Regions from separate parts of the Mus musculus genome. Here regions 2 and 3 are each linked to region 1. A link is a loop called in an ENCODE intact Hi-C map of the cell type or tissue named here. Cell type or tissue: heart. All regions are shown on one strand.

Region 1 (8,000 bases):
TTGCTTGCTAGATGGAGGGAGAGAGAAAAAAAAGAGGAGCAGCTCAGAGACCAGTGCTGCTGCTCTGGTGAGGACCAGCATTGCCGGGGCTAGCCCAAGGCGGGGGGGGGGGGGCGGCAGGGGGATCATTGAGAGGCCCTGCCTGCCTCAAAGGACTAAGGGGGAGAGCAACTGGGGACACCACTGCTTCCTTTAGCCTCTGTCACAGGAGCACACACGCGCTTTTTTGGTGGGTGCTGGAGGCCGGGGACAGGCTTTCTCTTCGTAGCTCTGGCTGGCTTGGAACCATAAGGGCAGGCAGGCCTGGAAGTGCCAAGCAGGGTGCTGGAGCAGCAGCTGAGAGCTTACATTTTATTCAGAGGCGTCAAGTAGAGACAGACAGACTGACTGACTGACTGACTGGCAGGCCTGGGGTGGGCTTTTGACACCTCAAAACCCACCCTCTAATGACACATTTCTCCAGACAGTCTATTAAGCAGGAACCAGGCATTCACATCTGTGAGTCTATGAGGCATTCTCTTGTAGACCACCACAGCTTCAGTTACTAAGGAGCCCGAGGACATCACCACAGCCAGCCATCGCTGATCCCTCTGTGTAGGGAGGATCTTACCCCAGTAATTAAATGTTTCTATGAGGATGTGTCACATGCCTCTTTCTGCTACAACTCAGGGGCAGAACCAGTCATCTGCCAGCCCTGTCCCAAGGGGCGTGACAGGGACCATGCACTCTGCTTTGAAGGAGAGACTCAGAAGGGTTTTGTTTCTCTCTCTCTCTCTCTCTCTCTCTCTCTCTCTCTCTCTCTTTGTGTGTGTGTGTGACACCTGTGCAGGTGCAAATGTCTATGGAGGCTGGAGGACAACTTCAGGTGTCCCTCCTCAGGAGCTGTCCACTTTGGTTTTATTAGTAGTAGTAGTATTATTGCATGTGTTTGTTTTGTGTGCACATGTCTTTGTGTGTAGGTACACATAGCCCAGTGCACAGGTAAAGGTCAGATGACAACTATAGGCTCTCCCCTTCCACGTGAGCCCAGGTACTCAAACTCAGGCATGCAGGGGTGATAGTAAATTACCTTTACCCACAAGCCATCTTGCTAGCCTCCCTCCTTGTTTTTTGAGACAGGGTTTCTCAATGGCCTGGAACTCACTAAGTAGGCTAGGTTGGCATTGAACCCTAGGGATTCTTTTTCTCTCCAGCTCTGGGATTACAAGCGCATCTTACCACATCTGTTTTCCTTGTTTGTTTGTTTGTTTTTTCGAGACAGGGTTTCTCTGTGTAGCCCTGGCTGTCCTGGAACTCACTCTGTAAACCAGGCTGGCCTCGAACTCAGAAATCCCCCTGCCTCTGCCTTCCGAGTGCTGGGATTAAAGGTGTGCGCCACCACGCCCGGCCACATCTGCTTTCTTACATAAACCAGATCCAAACTCAGGTTTTTTGCACATAGCATTAATGAAGGAAGCCGATAGAAAAAATGAAAAGAAGCTGGGTGTGGTGTTTCCATCTGTCTTCTCAGCATTTGAGAAGCCGAGGCAGGAGTTTGTGAGTTCTGGGCCAGCCTGGACTACAAATTGAGAGCCTTTTTCAGAGACATGGAAAGCAAAGGACAGTGCCAGTGCCTTATCCTCCCTTCAGGGAGTGCGCAGCAGGTGTGGTCAGAGCTGGACGCCTCAGGGACCTCATGGGAATGAGGATTGAATGAGGTCACAGCCAGTAGTGTGGGCTTGTAAATAGGTATCTCTGTGGGGATTATAGCTGTGCAGTGTGATGCTGGGATGAAACCTGGTCGTCATTAGCACGTGCTCCACCCATGAGCTGCGCCCCAGCATCTGGGCTGTCTCTAGAGTCAGCTCTCTAGCTTCACATCAGCTCTGGGTGCCCAGATGGAATCCACTATACACAGAAAATACTTGGGCAAGGCAGATGGGCTGCTCTATTCCTGTAATCGCATCGACTCTGAGGTCTGAGGCAGGAGGACTGCAAGTTCACGGGTAGCCTGAGCAACTAAGAGATAACTACTCAAAATAAAAAAGTAAGAAGCAGTCTAGGTATGTGGGTCCACATGTACAAAGCCAAAACCAAACCCGGGAGGGAGGGAGAAGTGGTTGATTCGGGGAGAGCCCTGTGCCTATGCTGAACATGGACAGAATCTTTTGTTGTTAGTCTTTAAACAACACAGAGGAGCTAGTTTTCATAGCTTTAAGAGTGTAGAGCTTACTCCAGTGTATGGGAGAAGCTGCAGCTCCGTGGACAGTGCCAGCCAATCAGGGGCGGTGCAAGCCTCAGCAGAATGCAAGTTCAGCACAGCTTGATTCAGGCGGCAGTGTTCTGGAGGTATCCTGGCACCCGTGCTCGGGAGCGGGATTCTCAACAGCTACATGATGCTCAGTGATAGAGCACCTGACCAGCCTGCACCAGACCCCCGGGTTAAGGAACCCTGCTCTGCAAAGCACAACCATGTTAGTTGATGTTGATACCATGTGGTGGTGATGGGTGGCACTCAGAGAATGAAGCCCGGTTCCCTTTCTGCAGGTCTCCCAGCCAGAGTCCCCACTTCTGGCTGCTCATGCCACTGGGACTGGGGCGAAGGAAGAAAGCACCGCCTCTGGTGGAAAATGAGGAGGCGGAGCCAAGCCGGAGTGGGCTGGGTGTTGGGGAGCCTGGGCCCCTGGGTGGGAGCGCAGCAGGAGAATCCCAGATGGGCTTGCCCCCACCTCCTGCTGCCCTCCGGCCTCGCCTCGTGTTCCATACCCAGCTGGCCCACGGCAGCCCCACAGGCCGCATCGAGGGCTTCACTAATGTCAAGGAGCTGTACGGCAAGATCGCTGAGGCCTTCCGACTACCAGCTGCTGAGGTATCAGGACCAAGGTCCCTTAAGAGCAAGCCACAGGCCTGGCCACGTATTCCTATGAGCTAGGGCTCATGTTCCTCGCAGGCCAGCAGCCGCTGAATCTGAGAGGCGTGGCTACCGGAGGATACTGAGTTCTTACCAGGCCTTGAGAGGCTTGTACTCTAGTAGGTGGGGGTTGGGGATGTGTGTTCCCAACAGGCCTTATGAGGCTCGGAGGTTGTATTGCCCATTAGGTCTGAAGTAGCCTGTGTCCTGGTAGGTTGTGGAGGACTGACAGACACGTGGTAGCTGGGTTTCCATAAGGTATTAGGAGGCTTGTGCCCCCAAACACTGGGAGCTGGAGGTCAGGAGCAGCTTCTATTTCTCCATGATGCCCTGGAGGCATGACTCCAAGCTCGAAGCTGAGAAGCCGCAGGGTGGGAGGGCGACAGTGGGGCAGAGATTCAAGTAGAGGCGGGTAGGAAGGCTGGGTGGGAGTCTAGGGTCCATTCACTCCTCAGTAGGTATCAAGTGCTCTCTGTATATCAAGCTAGCTCTGAGTTTTACCACGACAGAAATCCTGCTCGTAGTATGTGGACCTCTCCTTGGCCCTGGGTGTCACCAGTCCCTAGGGTAGGGATGTGTTGGGAAAGAAGACCCAGGGAGGAAGGCATGAGCATCCTGCCCTACCTCTGCAGGTGATGTTCTGCACCCTCAACACCCACAAAGTGGACATGGACAAACTCCTGGGGGGCCAGATCGGCCTGGAAGACTTCATCTTTGCCCATGTGAAGGGGCAGCGCAAAGAGGTGGAAGTGTTCAAGTCGGAGGAGGCTCTGGGGCTCACCATCACCGACAACGGGGCCGGCTACGCCTTCATTAAGGTGCCCGGGTGGGTGGCACACCCTTAGTCAGTGGCCAGGGTCTGTAATGGGACCTAGAGTGGAGCTTCCAGGGTTGATGCCTGCCCCTCCACAGCGCATCAAGGAAGGCAGTGTGATTGACCACATTCAGCTCATCAGCGTGGGGGACATGATTGAAGCCATCAACGGGCAGAGCCTGCTGGGCTGTCGGCATTACGAGGTTGCCAGGCTCCTCAAGGAGCTGCCCCGAGGCCGCACCTTCACCCTCAAACTCACAGAACCTCGAAAGGCCTTTGGTGAGCCATCCTTGCACCCTGGACCACCCACTGGGATGACCTTGAGCTCTTAAGAAATACAGGTGGCAGTCCTGGGAACCACCAGCAGGTGGCGCCCGAGCCTGCAATGCAAAATGGGGACAGCCCCACCCTACCCAAGAACTAAGTGCTGGCTGACAGCCCAGCCTGAAGGAAGTTGTCCCCACACCCGACTTCCAGGAGCCATTAGCCCAGCCAAGTGCCCCCAACCCTGGCCAGCCCCCTCAGCCTGGAGAGGTGAGGCTTGGCTGCTTTGTACAGCTCCTGTGCCCTGCCCCTGTCTCTACCTGGCTTCACTAACTCTCTGGAATGGGCCTGAGGCACCCCTGGTGTGGGTAGAAAGGGCTTATCTGGAATTCAGCAGCTATACTCACGCTTCTCAGCCCTCAATCCTTCAAAGAGAAGCTCCCCTCCATTCTCTCTCCAGCTGCCTTTCTGCATGACCCCCAGCTGCCCCTCACGCTCCATGCAAAGTCCTGCCTTCCTGGAACCCAGCCCCTCTCCCAAGGAGCCTACAGAACCTGGCGATGGCGAGAGGTGGCTGTGTGAAGCCTAGGTACCTGAGTACTGTACTCGCTGTATGCTGAAATTCCCCACTACCTTTACCTCCCACAGATATGATCAGCCAGCGTTCAGCCGGTGGCCACCCTGGTTCAGGCCCACAACTGGGCACTGGCCGAGGGACCCTCCGTCTCCGATCCCGGGGCCCTGCCACCGTGGAGGATCTGGTGAGTGAGCCACCCCTGGCCAGTGACAGCATTCTGATTATGTGAAAGACCCTGGACACCTCTGCTTAAACCTACTCTTCCCAACTTTGAGACCTACCGTGGCCCATCGAGCCTTGGGACTCCTCCCTGTAGAGTAAGAGTCGGTAACTTCTTGTCAGAGCAGACATTAATGATGCAAACAAAAAGCACTGCCAGACATGGGGTTTCAAGCAGGAAGATTCACATTCAAGGGCAGCTCAAACCGTAAGACCTTGTCACCAAGGTCTTAGATGAAAATATATGAAAGCCAGCCCAGGGTGGATACGTACGTATGTAATCCTAGCTACCTGGGAAACTAAGATTTAATGTTCAAAGTTTGGGCAACTTAGAATATGCCTCAATATGAGAATGATCATTTCTGGGTGTTGGGGACTAAAGAGATGGCTTAGCAGTTTAGAGCACGTGTGACTCTTGCAGATCACCCAGGTTCAGTTCCAAGTACCCATAATGGGTGGCTCACAGTCATCTGTTAACTCCAATTCCAGAGGTCCAGTGTTCTGACCTCCACAGGCACCAGGCAGACACTTGTACACATACACATGTGCAACCAAAGCAGTCCTCTACATAAAATAAGTAACGACAAAACCAGGAGCTGGGGATGCAGCTCACTGGTAGAGCTGTTGCTGAGTCCCTGGGAGCCGTCCCCAGCACTTAGGGCATCCAGTGCCTATCACAGTACTGTTGACGTTATTGTGCTGTCTTGTCCCCGCCCTCCACAGCCGTCGGCCTTTGAGGAGAAGGCCATTGAGAAGGTGGATGACTTGCTAGAGAGCTACATGGGGATCAGAGACACGGAGCTGGGTGAGTGGGGCACCCACCCATGCCTGCAAGGTGGGAGTGGGCTTCCAGGTCTCACCCAGGCTGAGTTGAGCCTACACCTCTGCCCATCATGACATCTGTGCCTCCATCTTTTCCAGCTGCCACCATGGTGGAGCTGGGAAAGGACAAAAGGAACCCGGACGAGCTGGCAGAAGCCCTGGATGAGCGGCTCGGTGACTTCGCATTCCCAGATGAATTTGTCTTTGATGTCTGGGGAGCTATCGGGGATGCCAAGGTTGGCCGCTACTAAGACTGGAACTGAACCTGGACCTTGAGATAACCTGGCTTGGCCTGGCTGGGGTTTCCAGGAGGGGTGCCACAGCCGGGACCTGGGCACACAGCCGAGGCTCGTAAATCAGCAGCCTGGGAAAGGCATGGGGTGCAAATGCCCTGTGGTCCTGGCCCCACTCCAATCAGTACCACCACGGTGCCCAGCCTGGTTGGGGTCCCCGGCCAACCCCTGCCGGGTTCCCCACCTACCTCAATAGAGTACTCGCATGGGAGGGACCAACACACTGGGCAGTCACCTCTGTCCCCAACATTTCCCACCATCAGCTGGCAACTGCCCCTTCTGTCCCCCTGGGCCTCAGTTCTCTTTGGGGTCATGACCTCCCTACTTTACTTTTTTTGCTTTGTTTATTTTCAAGACAAAGTCACTATGTAGCTCTGGCTGTCCTGGAACTCATTCTGTAGACCAGGCTGGCCTTGAACTCACAGAGATCCACCTGCATCTGCATTCACAGTGCTGGGATTAAAGGTGTGCGTCACCACTCCCTGCTCTCCCTGCTTTCTTGACACCAGAAATGCAGAATGGCAATAATGCCTTCCCTTGGGCATCTCCCACCTGAGGGGAGCCCTCTCAGTTGGGGTCTGTTACCTCCCATTTGAGTGGACACTGCTGTGAACCCCGGTTCCTTGTCTTTAGACAATGAGGAGGGAGGGGGAGGGAGGCAGTGGGCTTTTGTGTCCACACACCCTCTCTTGGATATAGAGATTTTACTCTGGGAGCTGTTTGGCTCTGGGGAAGGAGGGGTGGCCAGGGAAAGAATGCAGCAGCTGAAATCTATCTCCTGGATTCCAAATTGAATTAGGAATTGGCTGCCCTGCTGCCCCCTCCCCCTGGCTGGAGGCCGTCAAGCTTCCAGGCAGTGCTGGAGTTTCTGGCTGGCTTGGGGTTCAGACCTGGTTCCCCACTCACCCAGGCCTCACATATGCTCCTCTTGTGTGAGAGCCCCCGTGTGTGGCAGCAAGGCCTGTTGCCCTGTTACCCTAGTTGTACTCAGGGGACAGGCATCCATGGCACAGTGCTTCACAGAGATGTAAACCTGCCAAGCTTGTTTTGACAGTCCATTTCATCCTAGGATTTAAGGAGATCAAGGAAAGGGTGGGGTGGGACCCTGGCCAGACTTGGGGAGAGGGGAGGCAATTGGAACAAGGGGAACCAGGCCAGAGGTCTCTCTCCAGCAACCATAGGAATGTTTGGGGTAAGCCCAGCAGAGATGCTGCAGGAAGGCTGAGTGGTACTGGTTCCCTGGTACCAGGCAGGAGATGGGTATCCTGGATATAGGACAGAAGCCCTGCAGATGGCTACTTGCTATCCCTGATCACAAGCCCATTTTCAGTACTGATAGTAGAACCCAGGGCTTCATACATGCTAAGGATGTGCTCTGTCACTGAATTGTAGCCCAGGTCCTATACTGGGGTCTCGCATGTCTGCTGGGAGCAGCTGGGACCATGTGTAGTGGGTGGTTGGTAGCCAGGTTGAACCAGAGCTGTGATTATTGTGGGTAAGCCTTGGGTGCAGTGAGTTTCAGGGAGCTGTGTTCAGTGTGTGCATGGGTCTCTGGTGTATTCTTTCTTTTTTTTGGGGGGGGGGATTCAGGATAAACAGGCCTTAGAGATGTGATTATGTGTCTCAGGACAAGTTCTCGGGGTCCATGGGCATTGGTTTAAGGGAGACTACATCAGGAGGTGTGCTCTGGGGCTGGGAACAGACTTACAGTGACAGTGAGATTTACACCCAGTGCTGAGGTAAGCATCAGTTTCATATGGGGGAGGGGGGATAGATGTTACAGTCAGCAATGGTGAGTGCTATCCAGTGTTTACTCCCCATTATGACTAAGCTGACAGTGGCTGCATGTGTGCCCCTTTTCAAGACAGAAGGTGAGACATAGCTATGGATGCAGGGTGCCCTATGAATTGCCTACCTCCCCATAAGGCAGGATACAGATGATAGCCTGGCTCCCCTGAGTCATTTAGCCACCTCTCTTCACCTAGGATGACTCCCTGTTGCCCTGGTCTAGGCTGCCCACCTCTGCCCAACTGTGACAACCATAAAGGCAAGGGTAGGAGGCATTGCTAGCTCCCATCACACCCAGGCAACTCCCAACCCCTCAAGTCCAATGAGGACAAC
Region 2 (8,000 bases), 51 kb after region 1:
ACTCAAGACCTTCAGAAGAGCAGTCAATGTTCTTATCTGCTGAGCCATATTGCCAGCCCCTGTAATACTTTTCATTAACCTGTGTCAGTTGGATTTACTGACTTAATAGTGTAAAACTGTTAATATTTCTGTGAGGTATTCCTCCTTCCTTCCCCTTGTGATGCTCTCTGAGCTGCTCAATGAGAGAGTCAAGCTCTTTGTTATGGACACACAACAGGGGCAGCTCATAGGACAGCCTTCATGCAGGCAGATTCAGCTCAATCAACAGACAGACAGGGATGGCAGAGGACAAGGAGAGCAGGGTAGGGAATTTACATCAGGGCTTGCTCTTGACTTAATGACACAAGAGGAAGTGCTTTGATTTCTTTCCTTAATGCGACACCGATGCATTATTGCTGACTGAGTTAATTATTAATTCAATCAAACCAAATGCACTTTTGGAGACAAGATCTCACTGTATAGCCCAGGTTAATCTGGAATTTAAACTTCTCTTGCCTCAGCTTGCCAAGAGCTGCCTCTCATAGGCCTGCGTTTCAACACCGATAGCTTGAGTGCATGTGGCCTCGAGACTGAAATGTTTCATTCCCTGTTTGGGGGCGTCTGTGCATGCTGGAGTATTTTTAAAGCTATTTTATTGTTTTTTATTATTTTTATTTTTATGGTGATTGGTCTTTTATCAGCATGTGGGTGTCAGAAGCTCTGAAACTAAACTTACAGACAGGTATGAGCTGCCATGTGGATGCTGAGAATTGAACCCAGGTCCTCTGTAAGAATAGTCAGTGCTCTTAACCACTAAGCCATCTCTCCGGCCCCTTTTATTGGGTTCTCATATCTATTATCCTTCTAATCTCATAACACTAGGTAGGAGAGAAAGGTTAGAGGGGAGAGCAGATGTAGAACTCTTTTAGACTACTTCCTGCAGATTAGGGGCATCAGGTCCTAGGGGCAAGTCAATTCATTATCTTCAAAATATCTAACAAACTGGCAACTCAGCAAACACAACAGCAGGAAGGGACTGTGTGTACAGCAGTGGCCTCAGAGCACTCCAGTCCCTTCCACACCGGGACTAAAACAAAAACATATTCACATATCATAACTTGGTTTTTTTTTTTAAAGATTTATTTATTTATTATATGTAAGTACACTGTAGCTGTCTTCAGACACACCAGAAGAGGGCGTCAGATCTCGTTACGGATGGTTGTGAGCCACCATGTGGTTGCTGGGACTTGAACACTGGACCTTTGGAAGAGCAGTCAGGTACTCTTACCCACTGAGCCATCACACCAGCCCCATAACTTGGTTTTTAAAGAAATCAAAACTCTCAATAAATATGTGTGTGCGTGTCTGTGTATCTGTGCATGTATGTGCATGTGCATATGTATATTTATGTGTATATATGAACACAGACATACCTATTCTACAGCATACCTGTAGAAGTCAGAAGATGACTACCAGGGCTCCATTCTCATGAAAGGTAGCCTGGTTCCAGGTGGAGCTAAAGCTAGAAGCCCCGGAGACCCTGAAGGGATGGTAGGCACTTCACCTGTTCCCTGGCACCAGGCCTGTGGCACTAGCTGCAGCTCCTCGCCCCTCATAGATTTGTGACTATTAGTCTAATAAGGTCAATGCCCCAAGCCCCTCCACAGTGTAGAGGAAGTGACCTGTAGTCCTGTAAGCTCAAGACAGGTCTCCATTTTAATGAGGTACTAAAGGCCTGGAGGCTTAGTCAATAAACTCTCCTTCTCAGGCACTCCTCCCTGCAAAAGGTACTAACCTCAGGCCCACCCGGAGAAGTGGGGTACGGTTTTACTCATCCATTTTCTGCCATGACAATAAACACTTTAAAACCATGGACTACCTCTTTTCATCAGGATCCACCGTGGGGAGTCATGGAGAAGGCCTTCACCTATAGGGCTTTCTATTCTCCTGTAAAAGGCCTCTCTGTGCTCCCAACCACGACCAAGCCAAGCTCAAGGCTGCCTCCACTATCATGCCAAAGACAAGCTCCAGCCAGAGTTCCCATTCCCTCACTCCCACACACATCCCAGCCCCAGGCTAGATCCAGCCTTGGGGGTGGGGGTGGGGTACTCCATTCTCAGCTCTTCCACAACCTGAGAACTAGACGGCCCAGGCACCCTTGCAGGCCTGGGGACCCCCAAGCCACCTCCAACTGTCCCGCACCTCATACTGTGTTTTCCCATCTCCATATCAGTGTTCCAGGGCTTCCCTATGGCCCAACACCTGCCCAGTGACATCGTGTGGTAAGCACAGTCACTTCCTGTGTCCTGCCTCCCAGAGCGGCCGAGCCCCGTGGAGGAGCAGTCATGGGACCCATACCTACATTTATGTAGTTTTTCAGAGAATTACAGGTTTCAGACCAGACTGGGATACACGAAACCCTATCTCAAAAAACCAAAACCATAGCCAGTGGTGGTGGCTCATGCCTTTAATCCCATCTCGCTGGGTAAGCAGAGGCAGTTAAGCAGATTTCTGAGTTCCCGTACAGCTAGGGCTACACAGAGAAACCTTGTCTTGGGGGGTGGGGATTGGGGGTGGGATGGGATGGAGGAAAGCAAAACCAGGGCTGGGGAGTTGGCTCAATGGTTATAGGCTTTGTTGTGTTTGGTACCTGTATTAGTCAGGGTTCTCTAGAGTCACAGAACTTATGGATAGTCTCTATATAGTAAAGGAATTTATTGATGACTTACAGTCTGCAGCCCAATTCCCAACAATGGTTCAGTAGTAGCTGTGAATGGAAGTTCAAGGATCTAGCAGTTACTCAGTCTCACACAGCAAGCAGGCAAAGGAGCAAGACTCCTTTCTTCCAATGTCCTTATATTGTCTCCAGCAGAAGGTGTAGCCCAGATTAAAGGTGTGTTCCACCACACCTTTAATCCCAGATGACCTTGAACTCGGAGATTGAATCTTCTGGAGTCCATAGCTACTATGCCTCAAGATCTCCATACCAAGATCCAGATCAGAAACTTCTATCTCCAAGCCTCCAGATAAGGGTCACTGGTGAGCCTTCCAATTCTGGATTGTAGTTCATTCCAAATATAGTCAAGTTGACAACCAGGAATAGCCACTACAGTACCCATATGACAACTCACAATTGTCTGTAACCCCAGTTCCAGGGGATCCAATGGCATCTTCTGACCTCTGGGGCTACTAGGCACACACGTGGTACACGTGCATACTTGCAGGCAAAAGGATCGTATATATAATATTTTTAAAAGGCTAAAAAGCAAACTCCTAAAACAAATGATACCAAAACAAAGCCTGGAGCTGTAGATAGTGGCAGAGGGCTTGCCTGGCACACAGGCAGCCCTGAGTCCACCCTCAGTACACCAAATAAGGAAACTAGAAACACTGAGACCCTGCTAATTACAAAGCTAGCTAGCTGGGCAAGGGACACTTGTCATCCCAGCACCTGAAGGACTGAGGTAGGAAGATGGTGACTTCAGCGTAGCCTTGGCAATTGAGTGATATAAAATAAAGTATGTTGGGTAAGGTAGCACATACCTTTAACTTCAGCACTTGGAAGGCAGGGGCAGGTGTATATATGAGTTTAAGGTCAGCCTGATCTACATGATTTCCAAGCCAGACAGAGCTATGTGGTGAGACCTTGTCTCAATAAACAAAAGATAAAAATAAAGGGCTAGTGAGATGGTGCTGCTGCCCAGCCTTAATGACATGCGTGTGCTCTTCAGGGCTCGCTGATCTCCATTGCACAGATACAAACACGCCAACAGAGCAGTGTACAAAGTAAGACATTCCCACTCGTCCCACCATGCTCCCCACATGATGATAAGGGACTGAGTCTCTGGAAATGTGAGCAAGCCCCCAACTAGATGCTTTCTTTTATGAGTTGCCATGGTCATAACTAAGAGTGGTTTCAGCTCTGCAGGGATGGAATCTAGATGTGTGGGCAGTTTGTTTGTTCATTTTGTGTTTGTGTTTTGAAACAGAGTCTCTCTTTGTAGCCCTGGCTATCCTGGACTTTACTGTATAGACAAGGCTGGCCTTGGACTCAAAGAATTCTGCCTGCCTCTAACTATCCTATGTAGACCAGGCTAGTTGAAAGCAGAGTTCTCTGCTTCTAGAGAACTGGGACTAAAGTTCTGTGCCACTCTGACTGGTTTTTGTTTGTTTGTTTGTTTGTTTGTTTGTTTTGTTTTGTTTTGTTTTGAGAGAGAGAGAGAGAGAGAGAGAGAGAGAGAGAGAGAGAGAGAGAGAAAGAATTATGTTTGTGGAAAGAAAGGATGAGTGTAGACAGCATTAACATCTAGAGTTTATTTATCTGGCAGGTAGCCTCTCAGTACCATGATCTAGACAATGTAGATTGTGTTTCAGGCTGGGGATTTTATAGCTAAGGATGGGGAAGGGAGAAGAAGGTTTCATAGGGGCAGAATGGGGGTTAGCTGTTTTCCTTAGACAAGGTCTTTTTCTATCACCAGATATCTGGGGTCAGGCAGCTGCTTTTCTTCTGCAATCCCCAAAGAGCTGGCTTTCTGGAACTATGAGCTCAGTTTACGGCCTGGGATTTTTGTTTTGGTGGTGGTACAATGTAGGGGTAAGAAAAACAAGGGCTGGAGAGATGGCTCAGCGGTTAAGAACGCTGACTGTTCTTTCACAGGTCCTGAGTTCAAATCCCAGCAACCACATCATGACTCAACCATCTGTAATGAGATCTGACGCCCTCTTCTGGTGCTGTCTGAACAGCTACAGTGTACTAAGATGTAATAATAAATAAATCTTGCCAGGCCTGGTGGTGTACGCCTTTAATCCCAGCACTTGGGAGGCAGAGGCAGACGGATTTCTGAGTTCGAGGCCAGCCTGGTCTACAGAGTGAGTTCCAGGACAGCTAGGGCTTCACAGAGAAACCCTGTCTCGAAAACCAAAAATAAATAAATCTTTTTAAAAAGGGGGGCTGGGCGTGGTGGTGGACGCTTTTAATCACAGCACTCACACCTTCAATCACATGGAGGAAGAGGCAGGCAGATCTCTTGAGGACAGCCTGGTCACAGATGGAGTTGTTCCATGACAGCAGGGCTACCCAGAGAAACCCTGTCTCGAAATGATACAACCAAACAAAAGAGTCAGGGCTTCTAAGCTAGGCAGGCAAGGACACTTTAAAAAGCTGGGGCACATACACGCGCAATTAACGTGCGGATGCCAGCTAAAAGTGGCAGTATCCACTGTGGCCCTTAACTCATCTCACGTGACTGGGCGGGAACCGCCGCTTAGCCCACTCCCCCTTTGGACACGCCTACTTTACGACTGCCCAATGAACCTGAGTCTAGGTACGCCCAATAGCCGGTCGACAGCGTCCTTATAAACCAACCATCATCCTTTCCTCTGTTGAGTGATAAGCCAGCTATCCAGTGAGCGAGACTCGAGTTGGGCTCCAGGCAGGAAGCACTGTAGCGCGCGTCCAGGGTCGCGGCGTAGAACCGGACGGGTGGCTCTCTTTGCAGCTCGCGGAGGCGAACCGGGCGGCAGGTAAGTGGCGGGTCCCGAGGCCGGGGCCGCGGTGCGGGGCTGTGGGTTCGCCGAAAGGGAAGCTGCGGGGCGCGGTGCAGCGGGAGGAGTGGGCGCACAGCAGCGGGACGGTTAGGCACCTCGAGCCGGCGGCCGTTGGGCTCCATTGAGCATGCGCCAGGGGCGGGCCAGCCGTTAGTAGGTCGGCTTCCGGGGACGGTGATGGGAATGGCGGCTCTCGGAGGCCCCATGTGTACCGTGGTGGGATTGAGGGACCGGGCGGATCCACACTGCGTTTTCGGTCACGGCGAGAGGACTCAGGCTATCTGGGCAGACGTCCCGAGTCTGCAGTCACCGGCTTCCCGTCTTGTTCCGCCGCTCGCCCAGGAGATTCTTCTCCAGACTCTGATGCGGAAGGCCAGTGTCGCGCCTCTTAGGAACGTGGCCATTCACTCGGCGTCGCTTTCCCGGTGTGAGGCCGGTTCAGCCCGTTGCCTCTGGTCTGCCTGGACCTATAGTTGAAACTTTAGGTCTGTGACAGTCTGGGTTCACTTGTTTCATTTTCCTGGTTGAAGCAAGGCCTGACGTATTGGGGGTGGGGGGCCATACGCTCCGAGTTGCGCCTCAACTAGTTCCCGGAACCTTTTGTGTGCCTAGATTCTTGAGACAGGATCTCTTTACATAATCCTGGTCGTCCTTGAACTCTCTCTCTGAAGACCAGGTCGGGCTCGAACTCACTGAGGTCCACTTGGCTCAGTCCCCGGAGGTCTGGTATTAAAGGCGTGTCCCACTAAGCCCGGCTTCACATTTATCCTTTCACCAGCACAATAAATGTTTTTAAAGCAGTACTGCCTAAAGACAGAGTACACATATGAGAGGCCAGAAGATAGGTTCTCCTGAAATCGAGGTTGTTCTTGAAGTTTTTTATTTAGGTGTAAATATTTGAATGACTACCTGTGTGCAGGTGCTCTAGGAGGCCGGAAGTACTGACCCTGGAGTTAGAAGGATGTAAACTGAGAAACCTAACTCAGGTCGTGTGAAAGCATCATTAATTCTTAAGCCACATTGGCCACCTTGCCTAGCCAGTCTTAGAACTTAAAAGTTTTTTGGTTGTTGTTGAAACAAGATCTCACTGTGTAGCCCAGGCTAGCCTGGAACTAGAGATCTGTCTGTCCCTGTCTCAGGCATTTTTTAGAATTCATTTTTAATATATTCTAGCATTTGGGAAGTGGAGGCAGGAGGATCTGGAATTCGAGGCTAGTCTGGGCTACACACAAGTTTGAGGGCCTGCATGAGACTCAGTTTCAAATAGAAATAGGTACATCTTGGTCATTCAGGTGTTTGAACCCAGAGATGTGTGATTCTTTTCTCCCCAGGACTGGCTTTGAGCTCTTTGGTGACTCATCTTCTCGACTTCAGTACCCCACCCAGCTAATTCCCTTTCAGTGAATTAGTTTCTCCCTGCTGTTGCTCTTATCTTCCACTCCATCTTGAGCAAATTCTTACTGAATCACTCAACTCCAAGCCTAGTTAGCAACTGAAGTACACAACACAGGCCCTGGGCCTGCTCAGCTCTCCTCTCCTAGCTGTCTCTGCTTTAAACCTTTGCTGGGGTCTAGTGCTTTAAGGACTGATACCTAAGCATTTTCACTTGTGTATGTGTAGGGGTGTGTGGATGTGGGGGACTCGTACAGCACAGTGACAGCCAGGTGTGATGTAGCTGGAGTAGGCTCCCTCTGCCTGCTGTGGGAGTTGTGTAGCATAGGGATCAGTGGACACTGAGGAGGCTGTTGGTGTGATCCAGACAAAACAATGTAACCCAAAAATGACACCCGTGATATTCTTACATGCTGTGGCATCAGCACAATCAACTTGAATATGCTTCACCACCTTTCAAAAAGAAAACCTCTGGATGGGTTAGAGAGATGGCTGATTGATTAAGAGCACATGTTCTTTCATTCTTTCAGAGCACTGGGGTTCAATTCACATGATCTTATATTTGGCTATAAAAAGGAATTCAGCATTTATTCCCATTCTGGGTGGGTGTTGAGAATGGTAGAGTGAAGGAATCAAAGTAAAAGGCCAGGTGATGCTGTCTGAACCTATTTATAGAAAATGCCCAGAAAAGGCTAGTCTGCAGACGCTTCTTGGCAGAGTAACTGTCTGGGAGTTAGGCAGGCGATGGTTGTGGGCAGCAGGCTACTTTGTGGTTTGGGGGATGGAGTTCAGGGTTTTCTCACATGCTAGGCATTTATTGGTGAGCCACACCCCAGGCCCAGGGGTTTTTTAAATTTACTGATTTTGTTTTATAGAAGTGTTTTGTCTGAATGCATTTATATTCAGAGTGCATGTTTGGTCGGAAGGTCAGAAGAGGACATTGGGTCTCTTTGGAACCGGGGTTATAGACAGTTGTCGACCTTCATGTGGATGTTGGGAATTGAACCTGTGCTCTGAAAGAAAGATCATGTGATCATGTACTTTTAATCAATTAGCCATTTCTCTAGTTCATCCAGAAGGTT
Region 3 (8,000 bases), 230 kb after region 1:
AACTTCAGGGAGCCTGGACTCCTAGGGCAGGCCGATGGCAGCCACTTCTCCCACAAAAGGAAAAACACCACATCTTGACACCTATGGCGGGCTGTCACTGCTGTTGTATGCTCCTGTTGCTATAAGAAAATGCCCAAGCTTGGTAATTTATGTACTGTAGAAATGTACTGTTTAGTCAAGCAGTAAAGGTTTGTGTTACCTGATGTCCTAGAATTCAGGAGGCTGAGGCAGGAGAATTGCCATTAATTTGAGTCCAGCCTGGGTTCTGTAGTTCCAGGCCAGACTGCTGCAGAATGAGACAGTAGCATCTAAAGAAACAAAGAAAACAAAACTATACTCACTGTTGAGCACTCCAGGCCCCACAGGTAGCACCAAACCCAGGGTCACACAGATGGCCTGCTGAAATTCAGTGGCTCACAAAACAAAAGTCATGAATCTCTCAAAGAGATGTGTACGGAGAGAGGGGAGCGGGGATGTAATATTCACACACATGAAAGACAAAATAAATAAGCAAAATAATAGCAAGGCAAGTCAAGGACTAGGCTGGGCTAGCCTGGGGTCAGTATTTGGGGACTTACCTATGCAAAGCCTTGGTTGCAGCCCTAGTACCAAAGAGAAAACAGAAGTGCAGCTCAGTACATTCAAGAGTTGTGTGACTATTGTCTCCATTCTAGAACACTCTCTTTACCTCAAATCAGTCATTTCTTCCCTTCTTTTGCTCCAGTCCCTTGCAGCCTCTGGTCTACTCTCTTGTCCCTCTGAGGTCCATCTGCTCTAAACACTTCACACAGAGACCCAAACACCCAGCGGCGTGGGGTCTGGCTTCTCTCACTTCTAGCATTTTGAGGAGTGACTCTGTGGCAGGTTGACTCTTGTGATCCGAGTCACATGCATCTTGCTTTTGTATTTCTGATGCTGGGGATGGAACCCAAGGCCACATGACGTCAGGCAAGTGCACTGATTGCCCAGAACAGAGGAACCCTGGCTCTGGGCCCCCTTTCCTAGCTGTGGACTCTAGAGCGAAGGACCTTAGGCAAGTACCCTCCCGCTGGATGGCACCTGAAGCAGCCCTCAGGAGGTCTCTGGACAAGGCCTGAGCCATGCCCCCAGTCCCTCAGTGGTAGATTCTGGTTATGAGCAAGAAGAAGTCTGTAAGTTTCCTGTGTGAGTTTATTTATGTTGGGGGACCAGAAGTATATATTATATATTGTCCCCAATTACTGTCCACTTATCATTTAATTTAGAATGTCATTACATTTTTCAGGTATGTGTCTCTGCACGCATACATGCATGCACGCACACACGTGCACATATATATACGACCTGTGAAAGACAGAGGACAACTTTCCGGAGTAGACTCTCTCCTTCTGCTATGTGGGGTCTGGGTATGGAACCCAGGTCTCTCTTCAGGCTTAGCAGCAAGAGCTTTTACTGCTGAGCTATCTTGCCAACCCTCCACCTTAAGTTTTGAGACAGAGACTCTGCAAATGTACATCTGAGTCAGCGCAACAACTAGGCGAGGCTGGCTAGCCAGTCAATCCCAGGGAGACTGCTGTAGCTCTCCAGGGCAGCGATTACAGGCAGACACTGCTGGCTAGCTTCTCACAGGTGTGAGGTATTGAACTCAGGCCCTTACAACCATGGGGCAAATACTTTAACAACTAAACTATGACTTCAGTCCCTCTAATTTTTTTAACCCGTATTCTACACAAATCACCACAAGATAGGGACTGTTCAAAATCCCAGAAGTCTGTGTTGTAGTGAATAGTCTATAAAGAGTCTCACTTGCCCAAATCTCTCCTCTGAGAGTATTTTTGCCTCCACCCCTAAAAGATCTTTGTCATAACTAGGATTATGCTCCTGGCATTTAGCAGGTGGCAAGGAAGGGTGCTGCTCCTGCCCCACAATGCACTGGGCAAGTCTCTCTCTAGACTTATCAGCTACAAACACCCACAATGCTGTGTTTATGGAACCCTGAGGACAGCACCATGTCTGGGTTGCTTCTGTCCTTAATGCTCTCAAACCTCTGTCTTCAGCTCACTGCCTTCACTCCAGACTTCACCATGGCCATCAGGGTGACTCAGAAATTCTACAAGATGTTCACCTCCAGTCCCCGGGCCTTCAGCAGCCGCTCATTCATGAGTGGACCCGGTGCCCACATCAGCTCTTCCAGCTTTTCCCAGGTGGGCAGCAGCAGCAGCTTCCGGGGAAGCCTGGCTACCAGCGCTGATCTGGGTGGCTTTGGCGGGGCTGCCGTCGACACATCACAGTGGTCATGGTGAACCAGAGCCTGCTGAGCCCCTTGAAGCTGGAGGTGGACCCCAACACCCAGGCTGTGTGCACTCAGGAGAAGGAGCAGATTAAATCCCTGAACAAGTTCACCTCCTTCACTGACAACTTACACTTCCTGGAGCAGCCGAACAAGATGCTGGAGACCAAATGGAGCCAGTTGCAGCAGCAGCAGACATTGAGGAGCAACATGGACAACATGTTTGAGAGCTGTAGCAACAACCTCCACCGGCAGCTGGAAGCCCTGGGCCAGGAGAAAGCTGGGGGCGGACCTTGGCAACATGCACAGCCTGGTGGAGGACTTCGAAATGTCCCAGGGAAGGAGGCACACAATGTGTCCCCACTGTTAATTAGTCCAGTGGTGGAGCTGTTTGTTTCATGACAGCAATTTTGCTCAGTAGATCTGAGGCTGGGGGATTTTTATTTTACAAACTACAGATCAGATCTGGAGTGCTCCCACCAAGGACCCGTGTGTTAAAAGCTTGGTTCTCACCTTGGCGCTTTCCTTAGTCTGTCATTACTATGACCAAAGTCCTGAGAGAACAACGTTAGGGTCGGAAGATCTATTTGGCTCATGGTTTCGTGAGACTCCCTCCGTGTTTACTAAGCTGTGTGCTCCCAAGCAGGATGCCTCAGCATGAGAGACTGAGGCGGAAGACTGAGACAGAAGTGCTCGCAGCAGAGCAAACAGGAAGCAGGGAAAAACTAGGTCTGGGGAAAGACAAGTAGTTGGTGATCTCACTTTTCAAGCTAAGCCTCACCTCCCAAAGTTGCCAGAACCTTCCAACATAGTGCCACCAGGTGGACAAGGCATGAGCACCGGAGGTGTGTGCACAGTCAGAGTCTCATAGAGCTACAAGATGGCAGAACCCTTGAAAACGGAGGGCTATGGGGTGGGGGAAGCCCGTTCAGTGTGTTCTCACTTCTCAGCCCTGGCACGGTTGGCTTTACACAGGCACACGTCTCCCTGCCTCTCCACAAGCCCAAAAAAACAGAACCCAAGGTCTCTCTATAAATCAGACATGGGCTTTGGTAAGGAAAGGAGAACCCACACAGCCACGCTGGGTTCTGGCTTCTGCAGGATCTACTGTTTCAACAGAGCAGCTCCCGTTGGGGTTGTAGAAACTGAGCTTCAGTGAGAGGGAGAGAGGCGTGACTGCAGTTCTCTGAGCTGTTGCCCTCTGTCCCCACTGGCTCCCTCCTACCCCACTGCCTGTCTTCAGCCCTGGGTCGGTACTGGCTTTGTCACTTCAGCAGGCCTACTTGAGATTAGGAACTGCCCATACCTCCCCCCACCCCCAGCTACTGCCCCACCTCCCTGGAAACCACTCTTGTCTTTTCTGTCCTTTCCCAATCTCTCTCTATCCTCAGATCTCTCTTTCTCACACACAGGACCCCTTCAGTCCCATCTGGCCCTTCCACAGGGCCTCAGACCCCACCACTCCCTGCTGCCTACTTCCATCTTCAGTCTGCCAGCCTCCCCATCATTCACACTGCTGAGGCAGCCTCTGCTTGAGGAGGCCCCAGTGTCCTCTCCAAGGCTCTCCCTGACCTTCACCTTCCACCTTTGCCTTGGCTCCCTGGGGTTCTCTAACGTTTCCTACCATCCAATGAATGCTCACTAGCTCCAGCTCGAGCTTTCTCTCGCCCTTCTCCCTCCCTCCCCCACTTCCTTCCTATCAGCTTCCCTGGTGATGCTCACCATCTTACAGACCAGTCCTACACCCCAGTCAACTCAGCTTGCTCCAGGCATCAGCCAAACCATCACCAGTAAGCATTCAGGATCTCTTAAGGACCCTTCTTCCTTTTTATCTACTCATCTATCTCTTGATCTCACTCATAAGTATGTCTGGGGTGGCATCTTCCAAACTCCTTTCTACTCCTATACCACTGCTCCCTCCTGCCAGTCTCTACAACACTGCCAGTCCTGTCTCACCTCCTCCCCACCCCTGTCCCCACACACTTTTTTCTTCCCCCAGTCCCCATCTCAGGCACTCTCTGCATTCTCCTTCCCTCCAGCCCATCAGACCTCAGCTTTCCCCTTCTCCAGGCTGGGGAGGTAGCTGTGCCTCCTGCACACCTGGGGAGAAGGGACGAGCTGGCTCACCTGCAGTCACAGAACAGTAGGACAGCGGCCCCTAGTGGCTGGGGAAAGAACCACGGTTTATTTTAACGGGACCGACTGGGTTCCTGGTAGCACATCAGCCCCAAAGACATATCTTTGGCCCAAAGTTTTGGAGGTTCCCTCCATAATCATATAGCCTGCAGAAAGGCAACATATCTTTCTTGGTAGTAGATGTGAAGAACACACCATTCAGTTCCTAAACAGGAAGTAAAAGGGGGAGATGGGAAGGGAGGAGACCCTCACAGTTTTCTTCAGTCACCCTCAGTGTGGTGGTTTGAATGAGAATAGCCCCCAGAAGCTCATATGTTTGAACACTTGGTCTTGAACACTTAGTGGAACTGTTTGGGAAGGGTTAGAAGGCGTGGTCTTGTTGGAGGGGGTGTGTCATGAGGGTGGGCTTTGGGGTTTAAAATCTACACCATTCCCAGTTAGCTGGCTCTGCCTTGAGCCTGTGTCATAGATGTGAGTTCTCAGCTACTGCTCCAGCACCTTGCTTGCCCAATGGCTGCCATGTTCCCCACCATGGTGGTCATGGGTTCTGACCCTCTGAAACTGTAAACCCCAAATAAACTCCTTCTTTTCTAAGTGCCTTAGCCATGATGTTGTATTACAGCAACAGAAAATAACTAAGGCACTTTGTGATTCAAAGACCTCTATAAAGCTCCAACTCCCAAAGGTGTATGTACTGACTCCCAACAGTGCCAAGCTGGGACCAAGCTTTCAACACGAGTGCCGGCAGCAGAGGACATGCACGACAGACAAGAACACTCTAAGGTGGGCAGTACTGTGGAGAGGAATGCGAAGGTCGGGGTGCTAGGCACGTGGAGGTGCAAGGGTTAAGGAGTGTCTCTACAGCATACTCTAAACCCAGCCACTCTTCCTTCCCTTGTGTCCTATGCCTTCACTCACCAACCTCTCGTCTGATGGTCAGCTTCCGACTCCCCAGCTCTCTCAAGTCACCCCTATAACTTTTTAAATATATATTTAGTGTGTGTGTGCACACTGCATGTGTGCATGAGTGTGGGTATAGCTCAGAGGACAACGTGTGAGAGTCAGTTCTCTCTTTCTGCTATGTGAGTTCCAGGAATCGAACTCAGATCATCATGTTTGGTAGCAAATGCCTTTACTTGCTGAGCCATTTTGCTGTTCCACGCACATTATTTTTAAAAACCGAGGCTAAAATATTATTATGTAAAAGTAAGTGCTCAACACTCCAGGACGGACAGCCCAGGGCACGTGTCTAGGTCCACGACATGTCTACCAGTCTCACACCCCCGCCATAGGAAACCCTATTATCCACCACTGCCCTCTCTCTCCCAGTCTCGGACCACCATTTCCTGTCTCTATTCTTTTGATATTTCACACCAACGGAGTCATATACTATCATACTACATGACTTCAAACTCAGGGCACTTCTACCTCAGCCTCCAGAACGCTGAGATTACAGAATGTGCCTCCTTGTCCAGTTTTGACTCCAGTTCTGTAATTGCTCTGTGAGATCTGGAACCTCGACTGTCCTTCTGTGAGATGGAGAAGGGGGTCTTCTCACACCTGGGCCATGCCCCCAGGGCTGACTTGCTTTAGTGCTTGCTAGTTGGTGGGTCAAATGTAAATATTACAGCTAACCTCCAAATATCCCCACTCCTTCTGATGCTCAGCTACCCTGCATCTGTCCTCACTCCACTTCCTTGCTGTGCTGGGGATTGGAACATGGCCTTCGATAGACCCTGGCAAGAGCCCTACCAGCTCCTCCCAAGAGCAGATTCTGAGCCAGCGCTCTAAGATTGACTGACATTCCTCAATCCTCACGGAGGGATCTTAGGCAGGTGCCCTACTGCAGAAGCACATCTTAGCCCCTCACATCTTCCTCCCCATCTCCATTGCTATCCTCCACCAGCACACTATCCGTTATCAGCAGTCTCTGGCATTTGCTCTCTACCCCACACTCTCCCCCTAGTGGCCATTAGGACCTGTGCACACTTGAGTTCCTTCTCGCCCTTCCTTCCCATAGTTTCTGTCTCATGGCCCACTAAGCCAACGTACTCAGTACCTCCTCCCTCTCATCTGAAGGGGCCTTCACTGATCTGCTCAATGCTCCTGCCTCTGGACCCTGGAAAAGGCTGTTCAATCTGCCTGGCAGGACCTTCCTCATATTCCCTCCCCAACCCTGAGGCTCCTCCCTTTTCTCAGCTCTTTATTCAAACCCCATCTTCCTGGAGAGACCTCCAGGGACCTCCCCCAACTAAAGAGCGTAGCGCTGAAGCTATGAGAGTCTACCGTGAATGCAGTCTTCTGTCCCACTCCTACATTGCAAAGCCTGCCACCATTTCTGGGTTCATTTTATTTCCTTTCCTTGGTGACACTTGTGTCTTGGTGGCATCGTTTATGCATTTGCAGGACCTTGTAGTATTTGTTTGTTTCACCAATTAGAATGTCAGTCCCAGAGGAGATAATTTGTTCACTGCCATCGAACTGAGTTTTGGAGTTAAAGGTATGCTCACGATGTCCAGCGCTCAGTGAGGCCTTTATCTCACTGTTCACTTGAGTGGGTTCTGAGTGTGGTACTGGAAGGAGCTCAGAAATTGCTCAAGGGATCCAGTACAGGAAGCCCCCAGGGACCGCAAGAGTGCACAAACCCCAATCATCCAGCTCCCTCGACAGGTCACATCGATCTTGCAGGTGCAGCAGGCATCTCCTGGAAGGAGTTGGGCTGAGACAAATTTGGAACCCTAGAAACAAGGGTTTACTGAGCCAGAGACCGTAGGCCCCACACACTGAGAGCCCAGAAGGGTACCATTATGTCTTGGAATGAGGTGTCCAACATGCTAGATGCTCAGGCTATGGGATCACAATGATGCAGAACATTGGGTATCTTCATGCCCAGACACTCTGCACATCGGTGTCCTCAAGTACACGGTGCTCAAAAGATGGGGTGTCGTGCCTATAGACTTAGGGTAACCCAAGACGCAGGACAGCCTGTGCATAAGGATCTAATGGGACCAGGTGTACAGAATGTAATGCCAAGGAACGACGTGGTCACTCTGCATAAGGTCCCAACGTGAAAGGCAGGATGCTAGAGTGAACTGCACCCTATCCAGGCCTCGGGTACCTCTAAGGAGTAGAGGGTTAGAGGTACCCGCAGCGGGCGAGTCTGCGCGCGCGCGTGCACGCTTTGGTTCCCGGAGCCCGGCTGCCGGCGCAGCCTCCACTGCGACTGCGCAGGCAGAGTCCGGGGTGTGCGGGTGACTCTTCGTGTTCACAACCTCCCTGCATCCTTTGCCTTCTGAGCCCTCTGCCCAAGAACCCAAGAGCCACGGTTAGGATGGAGGCTGGCAAGCCAATTCGGCCGCCACCAGGGGCGCACCACCGGCCACCAGAATTGGGGGAGAGAAGGGTTTTGGAAAGCGGGAGGGGGAGGGGACATCCTGCTAGGATTTTTCCAAACTGAGCCTTGGTCCTTAAAAAATATATATATCACGACTTTTCTTCATAATGGAGCGTGCTAGTTCAAACTATCTCCTGGATTGCTTTTGCAGAAGAGATGGGTGGGCTGCTGGAGAAAGGAAGCTAGTAGCTAAAGGACTCC

The links. A loop is a pair of places that touch in the nucleus more often than their neighbours do. Peaks named below come from ENCODE experiments on the same cell type or tissue, not always from the same donor. Only the 100,000 strongest peaks of a DNase experiment are listed, where the experiment ranks them.
Region 2: it touches region 1 in a loop (2.4-fold over the local background); 12 of 42 quality-filtered maps call a loop at or near these places.
Region 3: a loop joins it to region 1, with 7 times the contacts of the local background. A loop is called at or near these places in 15 of 42 quality-filtered maps.

What each region holds. Positions count from the first base shown.
Region 1 is chr8:83,658,433-83,666,432 of GRCm38, forward strand. Gipc1 (GIPC PDZ domain containing family, member 1) reads left to right here. Exons shown (of 7, transcript NM_018771.3): 2 at 2,527-2,848; 3 at 3,523-3,708; 4 at 3,803-3,983; 5 at 4,617-4,729; 6 at 5,488-5,569; 7 at 5,686-6,357. The coding sequence starts at 2,561. The coding sequence ends at 5,837. Among named protein-coding and RNA genes, the nearest start is that of Ptger1, 4.2 kb to the right of the region's middle. In heart, no CTCF peak of the experiment used is centred here; DNase peaks (open chromatin) are centred at 2,769, 3,049, 4,039, 6,999 and 2 weaker places; H3K4me3 peaks cover 1,341 bases; H3K27ac peaks cover 2,390 bases.
Region 2 is chr8:83,709,836-83,717,835 of GRCm38, forward strand. It overlaps Ddx39a (DEAD box helicase 39a), which reads left to right and starts at 5,342. Exons shown (of 11, transcript NM_197982.3): 1 at 5,342-5,502. In heart, a CTCF peak has its summit at 4,691 (motif pointing left); DNase peaks (open chromatin) are centred at 5,346 and 5,636; H3K4me3 peaks cover 2,586 bases; H3K27ac peaks cover 2,443 bases.
Region 3 is chr8:83,889,709-83,897,708 of GRCm38, forward strand. It overlaps Gm26721 (predicted gene, 26721), which reads right to left. Exons shown (of 4, transcript NR_166528.1): 2 at 579-602; 3 at 200-308. It also overlaps the pseudogene Gm5355. Among named protein-coding and RNA genes, the nearest start is that of Gm26721, 6.0 kb to the right of the region's middle. In heart, CTCF peaks have their summits at 4,427 (motif pointing left), 6,375 (motif pointing left) and 7,769; DNase peaks (open chromatin) are centred at 4,403, 6,443 and 7,673; H3K4me3 peaks cover 671 bases; H3K27me3 peaks cover 4,299 bases.